Linked DNA regions of Homo sapiens: region 1 is linked to region 2. The links are chromatin contacts, found by Hi-C or POLR2A ChIA-PET in ENCODE. All regions are on one chromosome and are shown on one strand. Each heading gives the region's core, a stretch centred on a gene start or an enhancer-like site at or near the end of the contact. The rest is flanking DNA. Distances are from core to core; before and after follow the strand shown. Region 1 holds the start of TMEM44 (transmembrane protein 44). Region 2 holds the start of GP5 (glycoprotein V platelet).

What was found. A loop is a pair of places that touch in the nucleus more often than their neighbours do. ChIA-PET counts read pairs that join two places held with the same protein, here RNA polymerase II (POLR2A). Pooled maps may share reads with other maps.
Region 1: a pooled map shows a loop between it and region 2 (6-fold over the local background). The contact joins the promoter of TMEM44 here to the promoter of GP5 in region 2. A Hi-C loop is called at or near these places in 8 of 50 pooled maps. POLR2A ChIA-PET finds 5 or more read pairs at or near these places in 7 of 52 experiments (A673, H1, HepG2 and 4 more).

The regions. Positions count from the first base shown.
Region 1 is chr3:194,627,835-194,634,685 of GRCh38, reverse strand. It overlaps TMEM44 (transmembrane protein 44), which reads left to right and starts at 1,267. Exons shown (of 10, transcript NM_001011655.3): 1 at 1,267-1,607; 2 at 6,177-6,303. The coding sequence starts at 1,471. It overlaps TMEM44-AS2 (TMEM44 antisense RNA 2), which reads right to left and starts at 1,758. Exons shown (of 2, transcript NR_186047.1): 1 at 1,519-1,758. RefSeq lists a silencer at 1,069-1,498.
Region 2 is chr3:194,397,370-194,404,389 of GRCh38, reverse strand. GP5 (glycoprotein V platelet) reads left to right here and starts at 5,124. Exons shown (of 2, transcript NM_004488.2): 1 at 5,124-5,152; 2 at 6,106-7,020. The coding sequence starts at 6,108. ATP13A3 (ATPase 13A3) reads left to right here. Exons shown (of 34, transcript NM_001367549.1): 34 at 1-1,713. RefSeq lists enhancers at 3,188-3,740, 3,741-4,294.

The DNA.
Region 1 (6,851 bases), core at 18-2,517, 230 kb before region 2:
CCACCATGCCCGGCTAATTTTTGTATTTTTAGTAGAGACAGTGTTTCACCATGTTGGCCAGGCCGGTCTTGAGCTCCTGACCTCAAGTGATCCGCCTGCCTCAGCCTCCCAAAGTGCAGGGACTACAGTTGTGAGCCACCGTGCCTGGCCAGAATTGTACATTTTAAAAGTACTATGTAGGCTGGATGTGGTGGCTCACACCTGTAATCCCAGCACTTTAAGAGGCTGAGGAGGGCAGATCACGAGGTCAGGAGTTTAAGACCAGCCTGGCCAACATGGTGAAACACCGTCTCTACTAAAAATACAAAAATTACTCGGGTGTGGTGGCGGGCACCTGTAGTCCCAGCTACTTGGGAGGCGGAGGCAGGAGAATTGCTTGAACCTGGGAGGCGGAGGCTGCAGGGAGCTGAGATCGCACCATTGCATTCCAGCCTGGGCAACAGAGTGAGACTCTGTCTCAAAAAAAAAAAAAAAAAAAAAGACTATGCTTATGGCATATAAATAATATCTAAATAAAGCTGTAGTTTTTGAAAATTAAAAAAGATTTTTTTTCTTTTTTTCAATCCTGCTCCTTCTATAGAAATATTGTTTTCAAGTCATGTCTTGCTTTAAACAAACCTACTAAAATCAATAAGGAGATTTAAAAATTACAATAATAGTTTACTCTCAAGAAAAACAGCCCTGTGTACTTGAACTGTGCGGTGTGTGGCTGGACAGGAGGCGGCCGGTTGCAGAGATAACCAGCTCTTGGCTGCGGGGCCGTGGGCTAGGATGACATCCAGGAGCAGGGCTTGGGCGACTGCCTGGGGGCGGAGGGTGCCGTTGGCAGCTTCAGAAAGGAGAGTGAGAGGCAGATGTGGGGGTATTTGTTCTCCGGCACGTTTGTTTCCTCCTTCCTGGTCTTGCACCCCACCCTTTTTACTGCGCCCTGTCGGCGATCAGGACCACGCCCCCTTCACCTCGGGATCCCAGCACCCATGCGCTTCAGCAGCGCAACTAATTGCTGTTGGCTCAGGAAATGTGGACAATACGCAGGAAGGGACGCCGTGCCTTACAGCGACCGGCAGGGACTCGGCCGTCCGCGAGCCCAGCCGCCCGCCCCGCTCCGGCCAGGATGTTGGAGGTGGGTGACCGCGAAGAGGTCGGCGGGGGGCGGGGGCCGCAGTCTTTGTGCGCGCGCAGCTCCCGGCTCCCGCCGCTGGGGGGCGGCCTCCGCCCTGCCGACCCCCGACAATAGCGCGAGGGGTGGGGAGCGCGCGGTCCCGGAAACTTTTCCCCGGCGCCTTCGCCGCCGCCGCCCGCGCCCGGGAGCGCGCCCTTCTCTGCCCGCGGTCGGTGCGCTCGGCCGGAGGCGCCGCGGCGGAACGGAACCCAGAGAAGGGCACGCGGGGCGGCGGCGCTCGGGGCTTGCCCGCGGCGAGGGAGGCTGCGCCCAGGTCCCCGGCCCCGCGCCGCGCGCCCAGCCGCGCCATGGGGGAGGCGCCCAGCCCCGCGCCCGCGCTCTGGGACTGGGACTACCTGGACCGCTGCTTCGCCCGCCACCGCGTCTGCATCTCCTTCGGCCTGTGGATCTGCGCCTCCTCCTGCTGGATCGCCGCCCACGCGCTGTAATGGGGCCACGGGTCGGGGGGCTGTCGGGCGGGGAAACGGGCGCCAATCCCCTGCTGCTCCCTCTCGGAAACCTAGAGGAGGGGGCGGAAAGGGGGATGAAGGAGATGGCTCAGTAATAGGATCCAATGGAACATTGCTCTGTAGACTGAAGTGGGATCTTCTTTCCGGATCCCACGCACAGGGAAGCTGGGCTGTGAGCCAAAGGGAGGAGGCTGGGTGGTGCAGCGGATGGGGCCCCGAGGACACCGCGAGCCCTGGGTGCTATTGTCAGCCCTTCGCCATTGACTCGCAGTGTGACCTGGGCAAGCTCCAGAACCTCTCTGGGCCTCCTATGACCGGAGATAATACCTCATAGGATGATGGGAGGATTCGATGAATCAGTACCGTTAAAGCACTTAGTAAATGCTCATTAAACATCATTTGTATTGCTCCAGCTAGGCCACCAACTCTTAGGACCTTGGCAAGTCCCTTGATGTTTCTGGCCTCAGTTTACCCAAAGTCCTCTTAGGTGGGAAGGGAGGTAGTGATATGATCCAGCTGGCCTGTCTTTGCCCTGGTCTGTCCAGCACCTGGACTGGTTTGTCCAGATGCCCACGGTAGCCTAAGTTCTAAGAGTGAATCTCCAGGTCCTCAGCCGCTCTGTCCTAGGCATGGAAATCCACTAGCAGTGCTCAGGATGGTGCCGCCCAAGCATTCCCTGGCAGGGGAGAAAGGACCAGCACCCCTGGGAGAGGTTAGAACTGTCTCCCTGTAGGCACTCAGTGGATATTCTCCTAAGGCGTTTGGTCGTATTGCAGAGATTCTGCAGCCCCACTACCCAGTACTGCAATACAAATAAAAAGACGCCTAGAACATTTACTGTAGGCCCAGTGTTGCATTCATTAACTCATTCAATGCCTGCCACTCACAATATCAGCACCAGGAGGTAGGTGCTGTTACCCCCACTTTCTGTAGGGAACCCTGAGGTTCTGAGAGGTTAAATAACTTGTCTGAGTGAAAGGAAAGAACCAAAACCCCAGATCCTATTGGAAAGGGGCAGGCTGGTAAGAGAGATTAAACTGTTCAGATCAGAGGCTGGAAACTAACAAGGCGCTGGACACGCATTATCCTTTTGTTCCTCACAGTTGTCCTCAGACCAGCACTGTTAGGCACTTTGCCAACCTTGGAGGGGTTAAGAGTGAGCCTCTGCTTCTCACCCTGCCTGGGATCTGGACATACCCATTTGTTTTCAGGGCCTTGCCATCCCTGAACCTCCCCTGCTCCCCTTTCTCTTAGAAGAATGTGTCTTCGGAGTGGTGTGTGGGCTGGGTTAAGGTCAGCTGGCACCCTGGCCCCAAGAGCTGGGGAAGTGGCTGAGAACAACAGGGTACGGAGCAAAGCCCCCGCGTGTGAAGCCAGAAGACCACCATTAACTCACCTTCTCACCAGAGGCCTCAGTTTTGTCCTCTCAAATGGGAGGGTTGATATAAATTATTTCTAATTGGGGTCCGCCTCTGGGAGTCTCCAATTTAAGAATCTCCACTCCTTGGTCTTCAATTGGTTTTAGGAGCCCAGGGCCCAGACTGAAGTTGATGTTGCCACTGTGAGCTTCAGGCTTGGGCCAGCAGGTCAGGAAATGTTTAGAAAGCCAAGAGCCCTCTGTACTCATCCACCATTCCCAAGGACAGGCGCTCAGAATCAGCTAAATCGTCCTAAGGATGTGGAATGAGCACCACCCTCTGCTGAGTGGAAATGAAGCCAGCGCTGCCACCCTGTCTCGGTGTCTCCAGAGAAATGTAGCAAGGAGGCAGGTACGACAATGTATTTCAGAGGCCCTATCAGTGACGCCGATAGAAACAGCCAGCCCCTTCGGAAGGCAGGTACGACAACATATTTCAGAGGCCCTATCAGTGACGCTGAGGGAAACAGCCAGCCCCTTCGGGAGGCAGGTATGACAACGTATTTCAGAGGCCCTATCGGTGACGCCAATAGAAACAGCCAGCCCCTTCGGGAGGCACGTGCGACAACGTATTATTTCAGAGGCCCTATCAGTGATGCCGACGGAAACAGCCAGCCCCTTCGGGAGGCAGGTACAACAGCGTATTATTTCAGAGGCCCTATCAGTGATGCCGACGGAAACAGCCAGCCCCTCCAGGAGGCATGTGCGACAACGTATTTCAGAGGCCCCATCAGTGACGCTGACGGAAACAGCCAGCCCCTTCGGGAGGCAGGTACGACAGCGTATTATTTCAGAGGCCCTATCAGTGATGCCGACGGAAACAGCCAGCCCCTCCAGGAGGCACGTGCGACAACGTATTTCAGAGGCCCCATCAGTGACGCCGACGGAAACAGCCAGCCCCTTCGGGAGGCAGGTACGACAGCGTATCATTTCAGGGGCCCTATCAGTGACGCCGATGGAAACAGCCAGCCCCTTCTGGAGGCAGGTACGACAGCATACTATTTCAGGGGCCCTATCAGTGACGCCGATGGAAACAGCCAGCCCCTTCGGGAGGCAGGTACGACAGCGTATCATTTCAGGGGCCCTATCAGTGACGCCGATGGAAACAGCCAGCCCCTTCTGGAGGCAGGTACGACAGCATACTATTTCAGGGGCCCTATCAGTGACGCCGATGGAAACAGCCAGCCCCTTCGGGAGGCAGTACGACAGCGTATTATTTCAGGGGCCCTATCAGTGATGCCGACGGAAACAGCCAGCCCCTTCGGGAGGCAGGTACGACAGCGTATCATTTCAGGGGCCCTATCAGTGACGCCGATGGAAACAGCCAGCCCCTTCTGGAGGCAGGTACGACAGCATACTATTTCAGGGGCCCTATCAGTGACGCCGATGGAAACAGCCAGCCCCTTCGGGAGGCAGTACGACAGCGTATTATTTCAGGGGCCCTATCAGTGACGCCGATGGAAACAGCCAGCCCCTTCGGGAAGCAGGTACGACAGCGTATTATTTCAGGGGCCCTATCAGTGACGCCGATGGAAACAGCCAGCCCCTTCGGGAGGCAGGTACGACAGCGTATTATTTCAGGGACCCTATCAGTGACGCCGATGGAAACAGCCAGCCCCTTCTGGAGGCAGGTACGACAGCATACTATTTCAGGGGCCCTATCAGTGACGCCGATGGAAACAGCCAGCCCCTTCGGGAGGCAGTACGACAGCGTATTATTTCAGGGGCCCTATCAGTGACGCCGATGGAAACAGCCAGCCCCTTCGGGAGGCAGGTACGACAGCGTATTATTTCAGGGGCCCTATCAGTGACGCCGATGGAAACAGCCAGCCCCTCCGGGAGGCAGGTACGACAGCGTATTATTTCAGGGGCCCTATCAGTGACGCCGATGGAAACAGCCAGCCCCTCCGGGAGGCAGGTACGACAGCGTATTATTTCAGGGGCCCTGTCAGTGACGCCGATGGAAACAGCCAGCCCCTTCGGGAGGCAGGTACGACAACGTGTTTCAGAGGCCCTATCAGGGACGCCGATAGAAACAGCCAGCCCCTTCAGGAGGCATGTACGACAATGTATTTCAGAGGCCCTATCAGTGACGCCGATAGATACAGCCAGCCCCTTCGGGAGGCATGTACAACAACGTATTTCAGAGGCCCTATCAGTGACGCTGATAGAAACAGCCAGCCCCTTCCTGCCCTTCCGTGCATCTTCTCCAGTGGATATGGACTGGGGAGGGGCTGTAAGGGGAGAAGTGGCTGTGGGGGCGCTGAGGGAGGGACAGCTCCAAGTGCCAAAAGGGCTCTGTGTTTAAAGAACATGGACACAGGCCAGCAGAAGCCAGGCTGCCCCACTTCACAGATGGTTTAGAAGAATTTCGTTTGAATTTATTTCAGAGAAACAAGTTGTCTTTTTAATTCAGGCAATTAACTGTGCTCTGCAGTTATCTGCAGTGGTTGGGTTGCTTTTTTTTTTTTTTGAGACGGAGTCTCGCTTTGTCACCCAGGCTGGAGTGCAATGGTGTGATCTTGGCTCACTGCAACCTCTGCCTCCTGGGTTCAAGCAATTCTCTTGCCTCAGCCTCCGGAGTAGCTGGGATTACAGGCGCACGCCACCACACCCGGCTAATTTTTGTATTTTTAGTAGGGGCGGGGTTTCACCATGTTGGCCAGGATGGTCTCGAACTCCTGACCTCAGAGGATCCTCCTGCCTCGGCCTCCCAAACTGCTGGGATTACAGGTGTGAGCCACCATACCCAGCCTGAGTTACTTTTATAACCCTCCTGTTTCCTTTTCAAAAAATAAAACCCGATGGCTGCTTTTTCAGTGCTAGGTGGGGGGTCATCAAATGGAGCCGTCCTGATTTGGAGTCGGAAAGTAAAATTCCTCTTCCTCCAAAGAGGCGGTGTCTTCACATCTCACGAGGTCTAGCTCCTGCCATGGGCATCTGGACAGGCGGCTCTGGAGTCTTCTGATTGGTTCCCATCTGTAAACTCAGTTCAAAAACACGTCCTAAATACCTCGGGCAGAAAGAGCTCCCTGACGATGCGGGGTCACAGTTGCCCTTTTTAGATACATGCGTTTGGGTCCAAACTCACAGTTGCTGTGTTCTGTCCACACCCCTGTCACCCCAGGCTTCTCTATCTGAGATGTGCACAGAAACCCAGACAGGACCAGTCGGCACTGTGTGCTGCGTGCTGCCTCCTGACCAGTCTGTGTGACACCGTCGGGGCTCTTCTGGCCAGACAGCTCACAATCCAGGTATGTTGGGCCTCCAGCTGACAGTGGCTTAGGCCAGCACTAAGGGAGGCCTGGCCTTTCTCTCTGCTGCAGCCGTGGTGGCTTTTGTCTTGTTGCTGCAACATGCATAGCACAGTGTCACCTCAGAACCTGTGCCTGGCTGTTCCTTCTGCCCCCCTCAGAGGCTCTTGTTCCCAATATCCACTTGGCTGCCTGCTTAGTCCTTCACGTCTTTGCTCAAAAGTCACTTCTCACGGCCAGGAGCAGTGGCTCACACTGTAATCAACACTTTGGGAGGCCGAGGCAGGCCTCTAAATAGATTAGAATAAGGGAATCCAGAACACTGGTGGAAGAGGTGGGTCACCATTATAAGCAGGGGAGGTCTTATTGAGAAGGTGACTTTTTTTTTTGCTTGTTTGTTTTTTGAGACAGAGTCTTACTCTGTCGCCCAGGCTGGAATGCAATGACTTGGTCTTGGCTCACTGCAGCCTCCGTCTCCTGGGTTCAAGCAATTCTCCTGCCTCAGCCTCCCGAGTAACTGGGATTACAGGCGCACGCCACCACACTGG
Region 2 (7,020 bases), core at 3,875-6,374:
GGTTCTCACTCTTTATGCTGCAAAGACCTGGATGATGTTTGGTAACTATAGAAAAATAGAAATTACACTCAGGATCACTGTTACTGCTATTGCCACTGATGATTCCTGCAAAAATATAATCGAAGTTTTCCATCAAATGTATAATATGCTATTAATACACATTAGATGATAACAGTTGTTCCATGAATGATTCTATGAAGCTATGCATCTTAGACCTCTTGAGCTGTGAATTAGCACTATTTTCTATAGTTACTTATTCTCTGGATCATTTTATAATTTCCATATTAATTTCAAATATGCTCGTGTTATTCTTCAGTGATTTCCACAATTGTGCATTTTATTCTTTGGTTTAAGTACTGAAGCATATAATGAAAGTAATTGCTAAGTAGCAGCTTAAAAATTCAATTATCCGATTGTATTTAACATCTTTAAGAGCATGATCATAAAGAGCTATTTTTGACACCCCCCCCCCACTTTTTTAACATTTAGAGTTAGTAAGGGTTTTATATCTCTTCTGTCCATATTGTTTTCAAAGGAATGAGGTGTTTAGGTGGCTGGAAAAGCATTTGTAGGAAGTTAGATTTGAATATAGACAAGGTGGGTTATTCACGTTGAGAATGTTATTTGAAGAATGCCTGTGAAGCCAGGTGTGGGTTCTACTCAGTGCCATAGATAGACTGAGTCTTCTCTCGTAGGTTACCATTACATAGTAATTTTGATTCTGAATTTCACATTAAATTATTTGAGTTTATACAGACCTAAATTTTAAAATCTGTACATATATTATTTTGATGTATTAAGATGAATATTGCTGATTTAAATTTTATTTATGCACATACTTAAAGGACAGAAATGTCTGGGAAAGTAATTGTTAAATAATGATATGTAACTTTTTAACTTTTTAAATAAATAACAAGATTTTTAATGTGTGTCTCCCTCAGGGTTGTTTAAAGTTTTTTTTCTCCCTCAAGTATAAATAGTGGTAACTATATGTTTTGTATCTTCTAGCACCAACTGCTGTAAAGCAATGCTGCAAATAATGCTTGAATACAAGTGGCTAAGCCAACAACAGAATAAATACTTTTATAGTAGTTTTATAATCCTGAAATTCGAAAGCTTTCCCAATTGCACTTGCATCTAAACAAAACTGTTGCAGTTTTTACTCTATTTATTTTGTTCCCCATGTTTATGAAAGTCCTGCACAGTTTCAAAGGCATGGTAAATAATATATCAATGTTTATGTAGTCTGTTACAGAAACAGCTATAGATAACATTATCCAGTGAAGAGCAAAATTCAAGCTTTAGAAAATATTCATGCATGCAATTTTGACATATCTAAAAATAGGTTTTTGTATATTTATGGTGGGAGGTGGTTGGGAACTTTTAACAAAATGGGGTGTTAATTTTTGTACAGTCTGTGGGCATTTACACATTTTTAATGTATTAAAATTTGGTAATTATGTGTACATTAAATTAATAAAAGTTACTTCTAGTTATGATTTGTGAATTCCCTAAGACCTTGGATTTTTTTAAGTAACTTTATATCAGAAATGATACTGCATCTTTATATTTTTAAAATTGTATTGCTGCTCAAGAATGGTACCCTCTTGTCAAAAAGGCATACATTCATAATTGTACATTCAGCATTGTAAATAATCTTATGAAACCTTTTTTGATTGAAGCTATTCAAAATAAAAATTTTAATGAATGAAATAACACTTTTTTTCTGTGTCTTTATTCATTTGTTTGCTTTTTAGTGACATGAATACTGCCCTTTGTGGATTTATTTTCCTGCCTAATAATACTTCCCCATTTCCTTCTTTTTTTTTTTTAAAAAAAACTGGATTTTGAAGGAAATAAGAACAACATTCTGCATATCATGCCATGTGTGTGAGCATCCTGGGGAAACCCCACAGTCGGATGCAGTGTAGAGCCAAATGTTAAATGCGAGGAGGTCTGAGGGCAATGGTGAAATGAAATAGAAGAGTAGGGACTTATAATCTATTAATAGTTGGGAGAATCAAACCAAAAGCTAATACCATGGAGAGAGAAAATGGTTGTAAAAATCCCAGAGAAGACAGGACCTTTGTGTGTGGGTGGGAGTTGTTTCCATGGAGCTCAGCTCCGGGAGACACGGAGCCCCTGCTAGGGAATATGTGGCTGGCTGTGGTGTGATGAATTCGGGGGGTGAGGGCCTGCCTGCCTTTAGCTCAAGTTCTTAACAGTCGCTATGGTTTGTGCGGCATGTGTGATCCTGTCCCCACAGCCTGCTGGTGTGGGCACAGTTCTGCATGTCTCTCCTTCCGCTGTATCACTGCCAAGGGACAGGGAGTCCTAGGGGCTTGAGTGAGACTGTCCGTGGTCCAAGTTGGGGTGTGGTTGCTCCCTGCTGTGCCCGGCCCACTGAGTCTCCCTCAGAGGAAAAAGGCTTATCTCACCCAGGCACAGACCTGCTTTTGAATAGCCAAGCCCCTTAAGCCAGGTAACTGTTTTACAGCAGACTTCTGACCTGGTAATGGATACAGAATCTTAAGACTTGGAAGCACTGGAGCTGTCAACTTCCTTGCTCCAAATACTTCTCATTACCTCATCAACTTGCTCAGTGGATGGACTAAGAGTGTTCCCCCACTCTGCAACTGCCATACCTACTTTTCCCTTCCTGGACAATCAAAGTGTCTTCCTAAGGGACAAAATGTAGAGGCCATTCTGACTGGAGGTTTTCCTGGGGAAATAGGCTAAAGAAGGGCCACAGGAATTTGAGCCATCGGCATCTTACTCTGTTTCACAGCTCGCCTTCCCAGTCTGTCATGTTGGCTCCCTGGCAATTTCATGGGCAAGGGGGCGGGGAGGCTTTCACTCGATGTGCCTATGCATGACGGACTTACCAGGTCACCAGTGTAGCAGTTCAGGGCTCTGGAGTTGCATTCCTTGATCGGAACTGAAAGACCTCCCGCGATACCTGGCAGAGGCAGTGGCTCTTCCCTGTGGTCCAGGGCTGCGTGACTTTGAAGGTAATTTCAGTCAACCCAGCCTTTACTGGGCTCTGACTGCATTAGGCTGCATCAAAGGGGATTGGATCCCATGATTCTTTATATCTTCTGACATTAAGCCTTTGTCAGCTATAGGTGTTACAAATATCTTTAGTTTGTGGTTTATCTTTTCCCCTTTTTTATGGTGTCTTGAAGGATAGAAGTCTTTTTTTTTTTTTTTTTTTTTTTTATTGATCATTCTTGGGTGTTTCTCGCAGAGGGGGATTTGGCAGGGTCATAGGACAACAGTGGAGGGAAGGTCAGCAGATAAACAAGTGAACAAAGGTCTCTGGTTTTCCTAGGCAGAGGACCCTGCGGCCTTCCGCAGTGTTTGTGTCCCTGGGTACTTGAGATTAGGGAGTGGTGATGACTCTTAACGAGCATGCTGCCTTCAAGCATCTGTTTAACAAAGCACATCTTGCACCGCCCTTAATCCATTTAACCCTGAGTGGACACAGCACATGTTTCAGAGAGCACAGGGTTGGGGATAAGGTCACAGATCAACAGGATCCCAAGGCAGAAGAATTTTTCTTAGTACAGAACAAAATGAAAAGTCTCCCATGTCTACTTCTATCCACACAGACCCGGCAACCATCCGATTTCTCAATTTTTTCCCCACCCTTCCCGCCTTTCTATTCCACAAAACTGCCATTGTCATCATGGCCCATCCCCAATGAGCCGCTAGGCACACCTCCCAGACGGGGTCGTGGCCGGGCAGAGGGGCTCCTCACTTCCCAGTAGGGGCGGCCGGGCAGAAGCGCCCCCCACCTCCCGGATGGGGCGGCTGGCCGGGCAGAGGGGTCCTCACTTCCCAGTAGGGGCGGCCGGGCAGAGGCGCCCCTCACCTCCCGGATGGGGCGGCCGGCCGGGCGGGGGGCTGACCCCCCCACCTCCCTCCCGGACAGGGCGGCTGGCCGGAAGTCTTAATGCAGACAGCATTATCAGTGTGTTCAAAAGACACGTAGACACGTTTTGCCTATAGACAAATGGGCAAAAGGAAACCCAGCTTTCTCAAATGAAGCACAAGTGGGCCTTAATTATGTGAAAAGGTGTTCAAGTTCATCATTAAACAGGGAAAGGAAAAGTTAAAATCATGCTGAGATATCTTTCATAGAAATGGCAAAAAGCAGGAAGTGCCACGTGTGGGCAGAGAGGAAGCACAGGAACTCTCACAAATGGCAGGTGTCATCGTAGACCAACACAACCACTTTGGAGAGCAGTTTGACTTTCCCCAGTTAAACTGAACATGTGAGCGGCCGGGCGTGGTGGCTCATGCCTGTAATCCCAGCAGTTTGGGAGGCCGAGGCGGGCGGATTGCCTGAGCTCAGGAGTTCAAGACCAGCCAGGGCAACACGGTAAAACCCCGTCTCTACTAAAATACAAAAAATTAGCTGGGCGTGATGGTGTGTGCCTGTAATCCCAGCTACTTGTGAGGCCGAGGCAGGAGAATTGCTTGAACCAGGGAGCAGGAGGTTGCAGTGAGCCGAGATCGCACCACTGCACCCCAGCCTGGGCGACAGAGTCCCCCTCCCCCACCAAAAAAACAACAAGTGAGCATCCTGCAACCTAGCAATGCCATTGTTGAACAAGTTCAAAGATGTTCTTAGCCTTATTAGTCCCAAAAGGAAGAAAAAAATGGAGGATTTGAGAATGTTCTTAGCTTTATTGCTAAGCGGAGAAAGAAAAACAACACATACCAAAAAAAAAAAAAAAAAAAAAAAAAAAAAAAAAAAAAACCTGGGTGGGAAATTAGGGCCATGTGGCATGAAAAGGAAGACCCAGGGGAAGTGTGGCCCATCTAGGGGTGTGGCTACTGCAGTGATCCAGCTGTATCACTGAACTTCCCTGGCATCATAGAGTTATATTGTGCCATTTATGGAAAAACTCTCCCCACTGCTCTTGGCTTTGACAGTAGGAATCAGGTTATATATGGTCTCTCGGTTTGAAGATATTTGTCATTAAAAACCAGAACAAGGGCTCTGAGATAGGGTCCTTTCCTGACCTACTCTGGTAAAGTCTTTATCCTCAGGATGCAAGGATACCACCCTCTTCCTGTGGAAAGTGTCGAATCACATGCAGAGCTCTAAGTCTTTCAGTTACTTTGGAGTGCAGAACCATTTCAGGTAAGGCCAAATATTTTAAACATTAGTATAGGAAATTAGAGGGCTCTTTAGTCTGTGTGTGCATGAGAAGTAAAATTGCACGAGAAGCAATTTATGTAAAATTTCGCTTAGGAAACATTGTTTTGGCAGGTTAGTAGTATGGTGTGCATTTCCCAGAAAATTCAGTGCCGTGAGTATTACCTTTAGTTAAGCATCTTAGAAATAGTAGCTCTTTATGGCTAAGTCAGAAATACTACCCTCAAATTCTATGTGACCCTAGTTATACTGTTGAGCCTTTCTGTGCCTCTGTGCCTTCATCCTTGAATCGGGGATAATATACTTACCTCCTAAGGTTATTGTAAGGATTAAATGCATGTAGTATAAATAAAGAGCTGAGAACAATGCATGGCGTAAAGTGATAGGTATTATTATATGCTTTTGTTGGCTGTTGATTGAAGGTGTTCGCTGTTTTGGGGGTGTCCTTTAATAGAGTAACTTGGTACTGTGGAAATAGCATGATTGTGAGCAAAAGAATCAGATGGTGGTGGCTGCAGACTTTGCTGTTCCCTTCTTGACTGTTGGTTATAGCCAATGCAGGGTAAGTTATAAAGTCAAGAGCAGAGCCGTTTTCACAATGGACATTGCTTTGTGATGTCTGTGAGCTTGAATGTGAGAATGATTATTTTAATTCTCTATGTAAGGACTTTAAAGTATTGGCTATTCGGTAGCTTGAAAACTCTGTAATCTCAATGCTTTAAACTGAGAGTGGAAAATCAATAAAGCAAAAGCATGAGGCCACGCAGTGTAGAATGAGTGTCTTTTCACCACGTAGGGAAATCTGTAGTCCTAAGAAAAGAGGGAGTGAGAATTCTGGCGAAAGGATTGTGCCTCTGCACAAAGTGCAGGATCCCAGGGTTCAGTACAGGCGCGAACGCTCCTGTGTGTTGACCACACTCCCACGGTTGCTTTTTCAGACATGCTGAGGGGGACTCTACTGTGCGCGGTGCTCGGGCTTCTGCGCGCCCAGCCCTTCCCCTGTCCGCCAGCTTGCAAGTGTGTCTTCCGGGACGCCGCGCAGTGCTCGGGGGGCGACGTGGCGCGCATCTCCGCGCTAGGCCTGCCCACCAACCTCACGCACATCCTGCTCTTCGGAATGGGCCGCGGCGTCCTGCAGAGCCAGAGCTTCAGCGGCATGACCGTCCTGCAGCGCCTCATGATCTCCGACAGCCACATTTCCGCCGTTGCCCCCGGCACCTTCAGTGACCTGATAAAACTGAAAACCCTGAGGCTGTCGCGCAACAAAATCACGCATCTTCCAGGTGCGCTGCTGGATAAGATGGTGCTCCTGGAGCAGTTGTTTTTGGACCACAATGCGCTAAGGGGCATTGACCAAAACATGTTTCAGAAACTGGTTAACCTGCAGGAGCTCGCTCTGAACCAGAATCAGCTCGATTTCCTTCCTGCCAGTCTCTTCACGAATCTGGAGAACCTGAAGTTGTTGGATTTATCGGGAAACAACCTGACCCACCTGCCCAAGGGGTTGCTTGGAGCACAGGCTAAGCTCGAGAGACTTCTGCTCCACTCGAACCGCCTTGTGTCTCTGGATTCGGGGCTGTTGAACAGCCTGGGCGCCCTGACGGAGCTGCAGTTCCACCGAAATCACATCCGTTCCATCGCACCCGGGGCCTTCGACCGGCTCCCAAACCTCAGTTCTTTGACGCTTTCGAGAAACCACCTTGCGTTTCTCCCCTCTGCGCTCTTTCTTCATTCGCACAATCTGACTCTGTTGACTCTGTTCGAGAACCCGCTGGCAGAGCTCCCGGGGGTGCTCTTCGGGGAGATGGGGGGCCTGCAGGAGCTGTGGCTGAACCGCACCCAGCTGCGCACCC